3 separate regions of the Homo sapiens genome follow, and all the other regions are linked to region 1. The links are chromatin contacts, found by Hi-C or POLR2A ChIA-PET in ENCODE. All regions are on one chromosome and are shown on one strand. The core of a region is the stretch at or near the end of the contact, and the rest is flanking DNA. Distances in the headings are between cores, read along the strand shown.

Evidence for each region. Hi-C counts contacts between places; a loop is a spot of excess contacts on that map. ChIA-PET counts read pairs that join two places held with the same protein, here RNA polymerase II (POLR2A). Pooled maps may share reads with other maps.
Region 2: a map with no recorded cell type shows a loop between it and region 1 (4-fold over the local background). The contact joins the promoter of FAM177B here to the promoter of TP53BP2 in region 1. A Hi-C loop is called at or near these places in 3 of 37 single-sample maps with no recorded cell type and 3 of 50 pooled maps.
Region 3: a map of CD8-positive, alpha-beta T cell shows a loop between it and region 1 (4-fold over the local background). The contact joins the promoter of TAF1A-AS1 here to the promoter of TP53BP2 in region 1. A Hi-C loop is called at or near these places in 1 of 168 maps with a recorded cell type or tissue (CD8-positive, alpha-beta T cell) and 7 of 50 pooled maps. POLR2A ChIA-PET finds 5 or more read pairs at or near these places in 2 of 52 experiments (CD4-positive, alpha-beta T cell and K562).

Annotation. Positions count from the first base shown.
Region 1 is chr1:223,843,595-223,847,862 of GRCh38, forward strand. It overlaps TP53BP2 (tumor protein p53 binding protein 2), which reads right to left and starts at 2,353. Exons shown (of 18, transcript NM_001031685.3): 1 at 2,060-2,353. The coding sequence starts at 2,086. RefSeq lists a silencer at 2,181-2,490.
Region 2 is chr1:222,735,349-222,739,203 of GRCh38, forward strand. FAM177B (family with sequence similarity 177 member B) reads left to right here and starts at 1,854. Exons shown (of 6, transcript NM_001394345.1): 1 at 1,854-1,974; 2 at 2,556-2,673. RefSeq lists an enhancer at 1,096-1,637 and a silencer at 3,567-3,616.
Region 3 is chr1:222,588,565-222,592,714 of GRCh38, forward strand. It overlaps TAF1A-AS1 (TAF1A antisense RNA 1), which reads left to right and starts at 1,356. Exons shown (of 3, transcript NR_110613.1): 1 at 1,356-1,398; 2 at 1,694-1,843; 3 at 3,602-4,069. TAF1A (TATA-box binding protein associated factor, RNA polymerase I subunit A) reads right to left here and starts at 1,369. Exons shown (of 11, transcript NM_005681.4): 1 at 1,163-1,369; 2 at 1. RefSeq lists enhancers at 1,336-1,869, 1,870-2,402.

The sequences.
Region 1 (4,268 bases), core at 1,103-3,602:
ATATTTTATTTTATGTATATTTTACCACAATAAAAGTACATCAAGGCAATTGTCTACATTCTGAGACTATCCATTTTTTTACACTAAATGGCTTTTCCTGATAAATTGGTTAGAATTTTCCAAAGCAATGTAACAAAATTACATTTATGTTGGAATAAAAATCCAAGCATATGAAAAGCCAAAGATGAGAAATATACTTAATAAAAGTTTTATTTTCAAATATCCAAAATATTACAGTATAAAGACACATATAACATGAGTCTACTAAATGAAAAATTATTTCATATTTTTATATATCACAAATCTGAGAATCTCCACTTTAACCAACATTGGAAATTCAGAGGCGTTTATCTACCGCCTATTGCAAGCTAGACACTGTACTAATCACACTTCCTTCATAAACATAACTCTAATCCTCAAACCACCCTAAGAGCTGAGTACTATTATCCCCATTTTACAGATGATGAAACTGAGGGACAAGTTTTTTTTAAGTGGCTACGTCACTAAAGGTAGTAGCTGAGCAATACTGAAGTGTTAGTCTGACTTCAAAGCTGGTGTAAGTGCCATCATACCACACTGAGTCTGTGTTAGGATTGTATTCTGACATCAGAAAGGCAATCAGAAGAACCATACTGCTAAATTGAATATAGTCTCAAGAGCCACATAACGTTTTATGAATTCGGCTACACAACGGATACCTTGGTAGGGTATCTCCAAAGGATACCTTGACAAAAAACAAGGAAGAAACCATATAGCAACAACTGATACGTGTTTCTCTTGCTCCTACTGTTAGGAAAAATTCACAGACAATCCGTACAAGTTACTTCAACACAAAGAAATGTAAATCCAGGAAATAAAAATCTTAACAGCAAAATCCATCACCCTTATCTATGGTCCATTATTTCAATATTGGGTATTCACACTACAAACCTGATTTCATAACCAGGCATTAAACTAAAATAAGATGCATAATGCTATTAATACTTTCAAATTCCTTGAATCCTGGCAGGACAAAATATCCCAAACCCTCTAAACCCAATTACTAATTCTAGTGAATTGTTAAGTCGACCCAGTGAGAGTTTGGGACGCCCTCCATGACACAAGCAGGGGGCCAGGGAACAGCATATTATACTCTGTATGTATGACTGCAAACTTTGTCATCACTCCATTCCACAGACTTCATAAAAGTAAAAGCTTTTTGTTTCTTTGTCTGAACAAATGGAGCCACAAGCATAGGATGCCTGCAAGATGTCCCCACTTCAGTGGGAGAGGTGCAAATACAACTTCCACGAAGAAACTCGCTACTGAAGTCTGCAGAAGCCACCGCAACACACCGCAAACCTCCATTCCGCGATCGCTGAATGACAGAGACATTTCTGAAATGTCTCAAACCTGCTGTTCATCTGTGGCCTGGTGGCCGTGTCAAAAGCCTGCGGAGCTCCTAAAGAAGGCACTAATCCTCTCCGGAGGTCTTGCTAAAAGCTGTGGGAAACGAAGGGAGCCAGGCACGTACGCTTTCCTGCAATCTAAAACTTCCGAGATTGCATTTACCAAAACCCCTTTCCACAAAGAGGTAAGGGTGACTTAGCTGCTACTGTGGATATCAAGATCGAAATTCAATTAAAAACAAAGCAAAGGTACCCGTTCCAGTAACGTATGTTTCACTCCAGTAAAAAGTAAAAAGACACAGCAAAGAACAAGGTCCCCGGTTCCCGTATTCTTGACCTTCAAGAACTGCAAAAAAGTCAAGACCCAGTGAAAGACGAAAAGTTTGAGTGGCTGCTGGGCTCGCGGGCGGCTCGCCTGACTCCGGAGCAGCTGGAGGAACCCGCCTCGAGGTTAGGGTCTCGCCGCGCCCCCACGACGGCTGTGGGCGCAGAGCCCAGAGGATGGAGCCTCCCCTTCCTGAAACCCGCTCGAAGCTCGGAAAGCCCCGGCCCCTCCGCGCGGGCTGCGGCCCCCAGGCTCCTTCCCCGACGCGCCCGAGGGCGCGGACCAGCCCCCGGCACGCGACCCCGCACACTTCCGGGCCCGACGCCCTGGCCGCTCGCCCACTTACCGGCATCATCTTGGACCCGAACCGCATGGAAGCGGGTGGCCAGACTGCGGCCCCGGCCGAGCTGAGGTGCCCCGGAGGGTCGCGGATGCGGGGGAGGGGAGCGGAGAGCGAGGCCGCCCGGACCTGTTGCGAGGCGGCGGCGGCGGCAGCGGCGGCGCGCGGGTCCGAAGGGCCCTCCGCGCGGGCTGGGGCACCAACAAGCCCCGGGCTCCCCCGCCCCGGCCGGGCCCCCTGACGCGGCTTTGTCTCTTCGACGCTCGTGACGGTCGGGGCTCCCTCCTCCGCTCCGAAACCAACTAATCCCGGGTCGGGCCCCAGCCGAGCCCGTGCCGGCTCCGCCCCCCGCGCCGACCCCGCCCGCGGCGCGCCCGGCGGCCTGGGGGAGGGGCGGCCGCGGGAACGGGAGCTGCGCGCGCCTGCGCGGGCCCGGCTGGGTAGACGGGGAGCGGCGGGAGCCGGCCGCCTTTTCTTTCTTCGCCCCGGACTGAAGTGCGGTCGGGGCCGCGCGGCGGAGCGGCTGGAGCGCGCGCCTCCTAGCGGAGCCGGGGCAATTGGAAGGCCGCGCCTCAGGAAAACAGGATGGTAGTGAATGGCACCGAGCCGCCCCAGGGCTGCCGCCGTCACCTCCTCGGCGGCTCCGAGTCGTGCGAGGCAGGGGACCCTTTGCCTTCAGAACAGGGCGCCCGACGTTGGGCGCGTGGACAGAGTCCTCCGGCGGCCGCGCCGCTGGGCCAGGCGGAGAGAGGCGGACGGACTTCAGGGGAGGCCCGGGCCACGCCGCGGAAACTACCCGACTCCCTGGAGGCGGCCAGGACCGACCCTGTCCCGACAAAATGGAGTTCCCCGTGTGGCTTCAGCTCGCGGCGCGTTCCCAGAGCTCCTCAGTGATCCGGCTTTCGGATTGTTCGCCTTTCATCTCATTTGCCGTTGTCCAAATTCTAATTTAAAACTCATGTGTTACTTGCTGTAAGGTTAACAAACGTACACCGCAAACTGGATAAAGGGATAACTTTTATGTTGTGTATGTTTTACCACAATAAAAATAAATTTTGTAAAAATGTGTCAGGCAGCATTCTGAGGAGCTTCCCTGGGGGGTGCTGGGAACACCCTGCAAACAGCCTCCGATACGGGGAGCCGGTGGATACCATCCTTTTCCAGGGAGGGAGGCCAAGGCCTAGGGAAATGGCAGGGCTGCCTTCCAAAGAGTAGCAGAGCGGGTTCAGGCTTTTATTCCACCTTCCAGAGAGACACATACTGCGGGAACCCTAACTCCAGGAAGCTTTGTTCTAGTAAGTTGTCAGTGCAAGTTCACTCAGAATCACTTTTCTCTGCCTTTATACATGATTCTAGAACCTGAAGTGGGGTAAATCCCCTGGGTTTATCTAGTATCAAGAACAGACAATTCTTTCTTAGCCCACCATATCCCTTACCAGAATCTCCATCGAACTCCCTATTGCACCATCCCAGATACTGTATCTGGAAATACTAAATTACGGTTAATTCAACTAGAATTTAACGTTCTCGCCCGGGCGCAGTGGCTCACGCCTGTAATCCCAGCACTTTGGGAGGCCGAGGCGGGCAGATCACCTGAGGTCAGGAGTTCGAGACCAGCCTGGCCACGTGGTGAAACCCTTGTCTCTACTAAAAATATAAAAATTAGCCGGGCATGGTGGCGCATGCCTGTAATGCCAGCTACTCGGGAGGCTGAGGCAGGAGAATCTCTTGAACCTGGGAAGCGGAGGTTGCAATGAGCAGAGATCACCCCACTGCACTTCAGCCTGGGCAACGAGAGTGAAACTCCATCTGAAAAAAAAAAAAAGAATTTAACGTTCTCAAAAAATCTGGTTTATAGTCTTGTTTTCTTAAGAGGGTTATACTGAGTTAAGCAAAATAAATTCATCCCTCATTCAGTAAATATTTATTAAATACCTGCCACTTGGTAGATATTCTTCTAAGTCCTAGGGATACATCAATGAACAAAAAGTTCAAAAGACAAGTGTAGTTATTGTGAAAAAAATAGAATAAGGTAAGAGAAGGGGATAAGGTGTACAGGTGCAACTTTAAATATGGTGGTCAAGGTAAGCCTCACTGAAAAGGCGGTGTGTGAGCACAGTCTTGAAGGAAATGAGGGTGTGAACTCCACAAATATGAAGGAAGATTTCCAGGCAGAGGGAACAGCCAACGCTAAGGCCTGATATGGGAGCCTGCC
Region 2 (3,855 bases), core at 604-3,103, 1.1 Mb before region 1:
CAGGAAGATTGCTTGAGCCCAGGAGTTGAGACCAGCCTGGACAACGTGGTGAAACCCTGTCTCTGTAAAAAATAAAAAATTAGCTGGGTATGGTGGCACGTGCAGTGAACCACAGTCATGCCACTGCACTCCAGCCTGGGCGACACAGTGAGGCCCTGTCTCAAAAAAAATAAAATGACAAACATTTGCATCAATTGTTTTATGCTTCATGGGTTCATTAAATATTCAACGCTCCTTGTTCAGTTTCTACTTATGTTTATTGGCACCTATCACTTCTTAATCTCAAAGGATTTTGATTGGCCTGTTTATGTCTCGTGCTTAGTAATAGCCAACATGATACAGTATTTGTACTATGGTACGCTAAGCTAAAGAGTGTATCATTATCGCTGTACAATAATCTGTAGAAAACTCTATTCCTTGCAAACTTGAGGCAGCACTTTTAGCGTTGTATAAATGCATGCAGAAATAATACCATATTCAGAATTCTTTCAGAATTAGAGTACTCATGCTTTAGAAAATACTGGGTTTCTTATCTCTTAATGTGTGTAAAATAAACTTGGAATGTCACTTTGGGTTACCATAAGTTTGTATCTAAAGATTTTATTTGACATTTGAATAATTTGCTTAAAATTTAAATATTTAAGAATGTTATAGTAATAAAGGGATCAAAATAGTTAATCTGGAAGGGGAGTTGACAAATTATAAAACAGAAAACTATATTTGATTGTGCATATCCAAAAAGCCAGAGCTATCACTTCAGCAATTTAATGTATCTAATGCCTGTGATTTGCTTGAGGTCGGTAGAAGCTTATATAGTCACTTTCAGAGCACTCCCCTGAGAAAATGTCAAGACTTGAATTTGCTTCTCTAATGCAGAGCTTCTCAAGTAGTTTGTCTCAAGCTATTGATCGAAGCCTTCTGGGTGTCTAGCTGGGCAGCACTTAAGGTGGCTGGAGCTCCCAGGCTGGTCGCCTCCAGAATTCCAAACAACTAATTTTCTCTATCTGCCATGATGTAAAAAATGCTGTGAAACACCACAGTGGGACAGGCATGGACAGGCATGCAGGCAGTGGGGTGCATGTATGTGGTTTAATACTGAAAATAAGGATACAAAAATCCTGCCAGGTGATGCTCCTGTAATTCTCAAGGAGCGGCAGTGATTTGTTATTTCACATTTTTCCTCACTCTATCCTTGCCCCTGACACACACACTGCAAGTCACTGATTGGAGCAGGCCAGTTCCTTCAGGTGAAGGGGCCTAGAGAAATGTCGGTGAATACCCAGTGAATACCACGCTGTGAAACTCTGCATCTGAGGCACGCAGTGGGGCTTTGGTTCTCTCCTCTCACCAGGGGTTTGACCTTTCAACCACCTCAGAAAAAAGGAAAGGTGGAAGCAGGAAGGGGGACCAGCAGCTCCAGGCAAGCAATGCTAATTAGCTCCAGCGTAATGACCCAACATCAGTTCTTAGCTGAATTTTAACAGTCCATTTGAAAACATTTTCTAGATAAATGAAAATGGAAAGAGCTCTAGAAAATGTTTAAGTGTTACATACTTAAAATAGTATATTTACTTATTGAAGTTAAATGCCAAGATGTAGAACTAGTGTGTTATTTTCTTGGTACAGATTACAATGCTGTGTTTCAGTGAAGGAGCTAATTGAAATGATTAGTAGATAGATGTAATCAGAAAAATATTAAATGAAGATAGTAATTTCTAAAGCAGGAAATAAAGACAGTTACAAGTCTGTTCTTATTTTTCCAATCTGTTATATAACTCCTCCCACCCATTAACCTTAACTAAATGTATGATTCATTTGTTAAACAAATACTGAGTTCCAGCTACGTGTAAGGCATCATAGGGGCAGAAGATACAGCAGTGAACATAACAGGTAAAACCCTCCCCCTCTGCCAAGGGGCAGGACAGGGAGGAAAGGGAAGACAGAGACAGGTGGAATATGGAGTGTTCAGTGTTGGTAAGTGCTAAGGAGAAAAAATGAAACAGGAGGTAAGATGCAGAGGGTGGTGGTGAAGGCAATGGGAGGTTGCCTTGAAAGCGGAGCTCAGTGTAGTCTCCATTTGAGTTAAAGACTGGAAATGAGCAAGGAAACAGTCTAAGGAAAGAAAGACTAATAGAGCAGCCAGCAGAGAGCTCTCTGCAGAGAGAGAGGGCGGACCTGTGTGGTCAGGGAATTGCAGGAAGAAGGCCCGTGGGGTTAGAGTGATGTCAGTGGTGGGAGAGTAGTACAAGATGGCGTCAGAAAGCTCGTAGGGGTTAGGTATACAGCCTTGTAGGCCATTATGAGGAGTTTGGCTTTTACTCTAGGTGAGACGGGAACCCACTGGAGAGTTTTAAGCAAAGACATGACATGGTCTCACTTAGGATTTAACAATTCTGGCTCCTTTTCGAGCGTAGACTGGAGGGGGCCAATTAGGAGGCTGCTGCAATAATCTAGGTGAGAGACGACGGCAAGGGTGAGAGATGATAGACCAGGGTGGTAGCAGTGGAGTAATGAAAAGTATGATTCCAGAAATATCCAAGACAATTTCCTGGCAGATTTGATGTGAGGTGTGATTAAAGAAGAACCAAGAATGACTTTAGTGTTGTTGGCCTGAGCAACTGGAAGAACAGAGTTGCCATTTATTGAGATGAGAAGGCTGCCAGAAGAGTAGAGGTAAATGTGTGAGTATGTGTGTGTTGGGGGGATGGAGGGAGAGTTGCACTGAAAGCATGAGCAAAGATTTAGACAAATTAGGATTGAGATGTCCATTAGACAACTAAGAAGAGATGTCAAGCAGGTAGTTGGATCTGTGAGACTCAGGGAAAAAGTCTGACCTGGAGAATATAAATGTTACAATCATCTGTGTGTGGATAGTATTGAAAGCCACAGGGCCAAAGGAGATCATCAAGAAAGCAGATAGGAAAGAGAAGAGGTCCAATCACTGAGCCCTGGGGTAATACAATATTTAAAAGGTCAGAGAGATTATATGGCCTGTTAATTACATTATATACTTAGGAACTATCCTTCATAGTCTGTATTTGGGGTTTTTAAGAAACAAAAGGTAGAGGTGCTCCCAAGAATTAAACTGAGCCGGGCGCAGTGGCTCATGCCTGTAATCCCAGCACTTTGGGAGGCTGAGGCAGGAGGATCGCTTGAGTCCAGAAGTTCAAGACCAGCCTGGGCAATATAGGGAGACTCCGTCTCTACAAAAACTGCAAAAAAAAAAAAAAAAAGGCTGGGCGTGTGGCACGTGCCTGTGGGAGGTCGAGGTTGCACCACTGCACCACTCCAGCCTGGGCAAAAGCAAGACCGTGTCTCAAAAAAAAGAAAAAAAAAATTAAACCAAAGCCAAAAGAAGATCACTTACAAAATACCGACATCTAGGTGTGAAGCTGGCAATGTTCCCAAGGTTTTTGTAAATAAGTTGATTCCAAACTGTTCACTATTGAGACCCCTCTGTGTGACATGTACCGATTACAAAGATGAATTTTGCATAGCATATTCTAAAATGCCCATTAGGTGGCAGAAAAACATTCAGTAAACCAACTGTGAGCTAGCTAGTGCTCACTCTTGTGCTCATTCACGGTCTCTCTCTCCACTCCCCTCCAACCTCCCAAAGAGCCCTCTGAACTTAAAGATGTATATGGCTATTAATGCACAACACCATAATCATAAAGAACGAAGACTGGTATTTTCTTCAGAGAGCCAACAGATATCATCAGTCTGTAAGATAATAGAGGCAAGCCAGGTGTACAGGGGATGAGGGTGTGCGTATGTTTCATTTGGTTTGGAAATGTATGAATTTGGACAGTCTTAAGAGGAGTAAATTGACTATAATGAGACTATTAGGCCTTA
Region 3 (4,150 bases), core at 106-2,605, 1.3 Mb before region 1:
CCTATTACAAGATGAGATATCAGTTACTTTCTGTACATCTTAATCCACAGTCTTCTGAGTTGTACAGAAAAACGGCTATCTTTTTATCTAATAAATATAATTTGATTAGCAAAATGCATTATACCTGTCAGCTCTTTTAAAGTAAAAAATGAATTTAACTATGTCAGCAACAGCCAAAATGAATGATCCATTAAAGACCGAACCACTAATGTTTCAAGTCCATGTAAAGATAAATAAGATACTGCCCCTCTAATTTAAAAAATCTCAAGTCTAGACGAAGAAACAGCAAAACGTATAATAACAAAACAATATGAAAAGTACAGTAAGAATAGAAGTAGCAGCTAATATTTATTAGGCCCTTACTATGCACTAGAAGTATAAATTATCTAATTTAATCCCCACAGCAATCCTGAGGTGGGTACTATTACTTTCTTCCATGTGAAGGTTGAAAAAACTGAGGGGCTTAGTGAAATGATGGAACCTGCCTAACATCACAAAAAATGGTGAGGACGATAGTCTAGGAAATAGAACACCAAACTACTTGGCATGACTAGAATTCGAGGTGCGTGTGGAGGAGGGGTGCGGAAGGTGAGAAACGAACCTAGAAAAATCATCATAAGCCAAGGTGAGTTTAGACTTACTCCTAAAGATGCTCAGGGCCCCTTCCTCATTACCCATATGAAATCGAGTATTAGTGCCCCTGATACTACCTCCAAATTTCCCCTATTTCCCCTCTTCAATCCTACAGCACTACTCTAGTTCAAGACCCCTTCAAACAGTGCCTAGATTACCGCATCAGCTTTCTAAACAATTACCCTGGCTCAGATTTTGCATCTCTGCATTATACCCAGAGTAAACCTTCTAAATTCAAAGCATGTGGCTAGGAGTATGAATTATAAGTAACAACTGAATTTGAATCCGACCCATCACGTGTTTTCAGGAGTAGTTACACAAATCCTCCCTTTCCAAATCCTCAAAAACCCAAATTGGTGACCCGCAGTTGCCACGGCAACCAAAGCTTCTCTATCCCCTTCTTTCGTTTTCAGACCCCAAGGGTTTCAGGTATTAGGAGGAAATATCAGGAGAACATGGATGAATCCTGACACACCCCTTCCCGTTCCATTTAAACGCAGGAACCACGGGCGATATCTGCGGCACTTACCCGCCTAAATTTAGAGCTCCTCAGTAAAGCTAAACTCAGTCTCCGACTCCGGCCCACGTGAAGAAATTCCCACCGGAAGACGAGTTAGGAGAGCTTTATATGAGCAGGCGCTAAACCTGGTTTAGGTATTTAGGCAGCGCGCGGCCCGGCTCGTAACTCCTCCTGCTGCAGCAGGCGTATCGTTGGCCTCGCCTCGACCCCGGAAGTGACTTCTGGAAGTGACCCAGGAAGTGACAGTGAGCTGCCTCTCTGCGATTGGTTTTGCCCGAGTTTTATTTTTGTCTGTCTCAGCTAGAAAGTGGGAGACTTTCATTTAAAATGGAAATTGGGGCGAGGGGTTGGCGGCTGGGCGAAGGGAGCATTCAAAAGCGGAGAATGTCACTTTACCCGAGAAATTCACTACGATGGGCCATTGGTTTCTGCTCGGCTCGCAGGCGCACTGCACGAGTGGAGGTGTGGCTAGTGGCTGTGATGAGATAAATCCATGCATAGCCTTTTCATTGCGAGCTTGAAAGTTCTTTTCTATTACAGTTTTAGCTTTAGGTTTAATTGGTTCGACTGCCTTCTCCACAATTTGGGCGAGAATTTCCTTTGCCTTCTCAGCAAAAGTTGTTCTGCGGACCCGTCTGGGTCAACTTTCATGAGGGACATTGAGACAAACAAATGAAATATGGGTTAAAGGTAAGATGGTTAAACCGTGTGAAATGAGAGACAGTTGAGGGGTTCTAGGGAAGATGATCCCGGAAAAGGACTGCAGGCCCATGGAAACGCAGTGTGCTTCTCCAATATTTGGAGGGCTGATCAGTGAAAGAAGGATCAGACCCTTTTTCTTAGCAGCAGAGAACAGAACTAGGACTAATAAGTGAAAGGTAAAGGGAGGCTGCTTTCAAGTCACAGCAAGAAAGAATTTTGTCCACAAATGAGGATGCACAAATATAGCATAGGCTCCCCCAGGAATCACTGAGTTTCCTCTGTGTAGGTGAACAGTTTGAGTAGAATCGGAGTATCGGAGAGGAAATTAAAGGGTCTGGTAAGAGTTTGAGGCCGGGCGCGGTGGCTCATGCCTGTAATCCCAGCCCTTTGGGAGGCCGAGGCAGGCGGAAAGTTTGAGCTCAGGAGTTCGAAACCAGCCTAGTCAACATGATGAAACCCCGTCCCTACAAAATAAAAATAAAAAAAAATAAGCTGGGGTGATGATGCATGCCTCTAGTCCCAGCTACTCGGGAGGATGAGGTGGGAGGATCACCTGAGCCCAGGGAGGTCGAGGCTGCAGTGAGCTGTGATCACCCTACTGCACTCCAGCCTGGGCGACAGAATGAGACCCTGTCAAAAAAAATTTTGTACATGGATTCCTTAAAATGCTACAAATAGTTGATTCTATGTTGTCTTCTGCATAAAACAATATGCAGTAGTTAAGGACTTGCAAGAAAAGTTCCTTCTGCTGCTCTCTCTGTCATTAGTTCTTGAGTCCTCACTCAAGCTTGTGCTCTAACTCTACAGGCAGGGCTAACATAAATTATGCGTAGTCCAGGAGACCACACACAAAATAACATACATAATCATTACTTTCTTGTCTAGAGGCTTAGTCTGGCTACTTTTCTCCCATTGGCTTGAGGTGTAAATTCACCAAAACCAGCCCAGAAATGATTTTACATGGAAAAAAGTTTATGTTCTCCCGAAAATGAGGAAGAGCTTTCAGATTTTCCTCGAAGTTCTCAAACAGCTCTAAGGAGCAGTAGGAAACGTGCCCTACCTATGCTTTTTCTTTCCCATGCTGCAATTCTGACAGAAAATGTGTTGGAGAGAAGAGATAAAAAAAATCAACTAGATCACATCCAATAGCATAAACAAGAAGGAAGGAGGGAAGGTTGCCGTGGCAGGCATCTGTAGTCCCAGCTACTCCAGAGGCTGAGGCAGGAAGATCGCTGAGCTCAAAAGTTCAATTCCATCCTGGGCAACATAGCAAGACCATGTCTCAAAAAAAAAAAAAAAAAAGGCATGACAAATATGAAAACATAAAGCATGCAAAGACTTTTCTAGATTTCAATCTATAAGAAAACATGTCCTAAGAAAAACATGTTCTTACAATTACTTTGTGCTACAGAGCAACTTAATATGGTGATGAATTATGTTGTTTTTAAAGTTGCAAACTGTCATTTAAGGAATATTATTTCCATGAACGCTTCCTGTGCAATCTATTAAAGAACAAACTTCACATAGCCAAACAGTTGAAGAGACCTCATCATAAATAGACTATCCTATATCACAGCTAACGAGAATAAAAAAGGAATGTGGCATGAAAGCATAAAAATAAAAACATCTCAGATAATAATATAGAGAAAACCAAAATACATGGGCTAGAATTCCACCCCAGGGACTGTATCCTCAAAGACACAGGTTTTTCTTCCTTTTTCTTTTTTTTTTCTTTTCATGTTTCAGTACTCTGAGCAGCTACAAAAAGAAGACCAGTCTATCCTGCTGGAGACAGTGGCCACGTGAAGAAAGAGCTCTTGCAGTATGAAAGACCACATGGAAAGAGAGGCCACATGGAACCAACAGTCAGCATCTTGGTTTCGGACACGTGAAGAAATTCATCTCAGACTGTGTATCCTAAATCAGGCACTTGCTGAATCTAACTACATGAGTGAGACCAGTTGACAACACATGGAGCAGACATGAGCTGTTCTCAGTGAGTCCTACACAAATTCCTGACTCACAACACTGTGAGCAATAAAATGGTTGTTATTTTAAGCCACTGAAGTTTGCAGTGATTTCTTACATAGGAATAGATAAATGAAACACAAACATTGATCATTTGCATCTTCTATCTTTTTTATGACTAGTCTTATTGGAAATTACCAGTTTATTTCTGCCATGGTTAGAAAACAAACTCTGAAATTTTGATACTTTAAAATTTTTTTGAGACTTACTGTGCCCAGAATATAGTCTATCTTGGTGAATGTTCTGTGAGCACTAGACAAGAATATG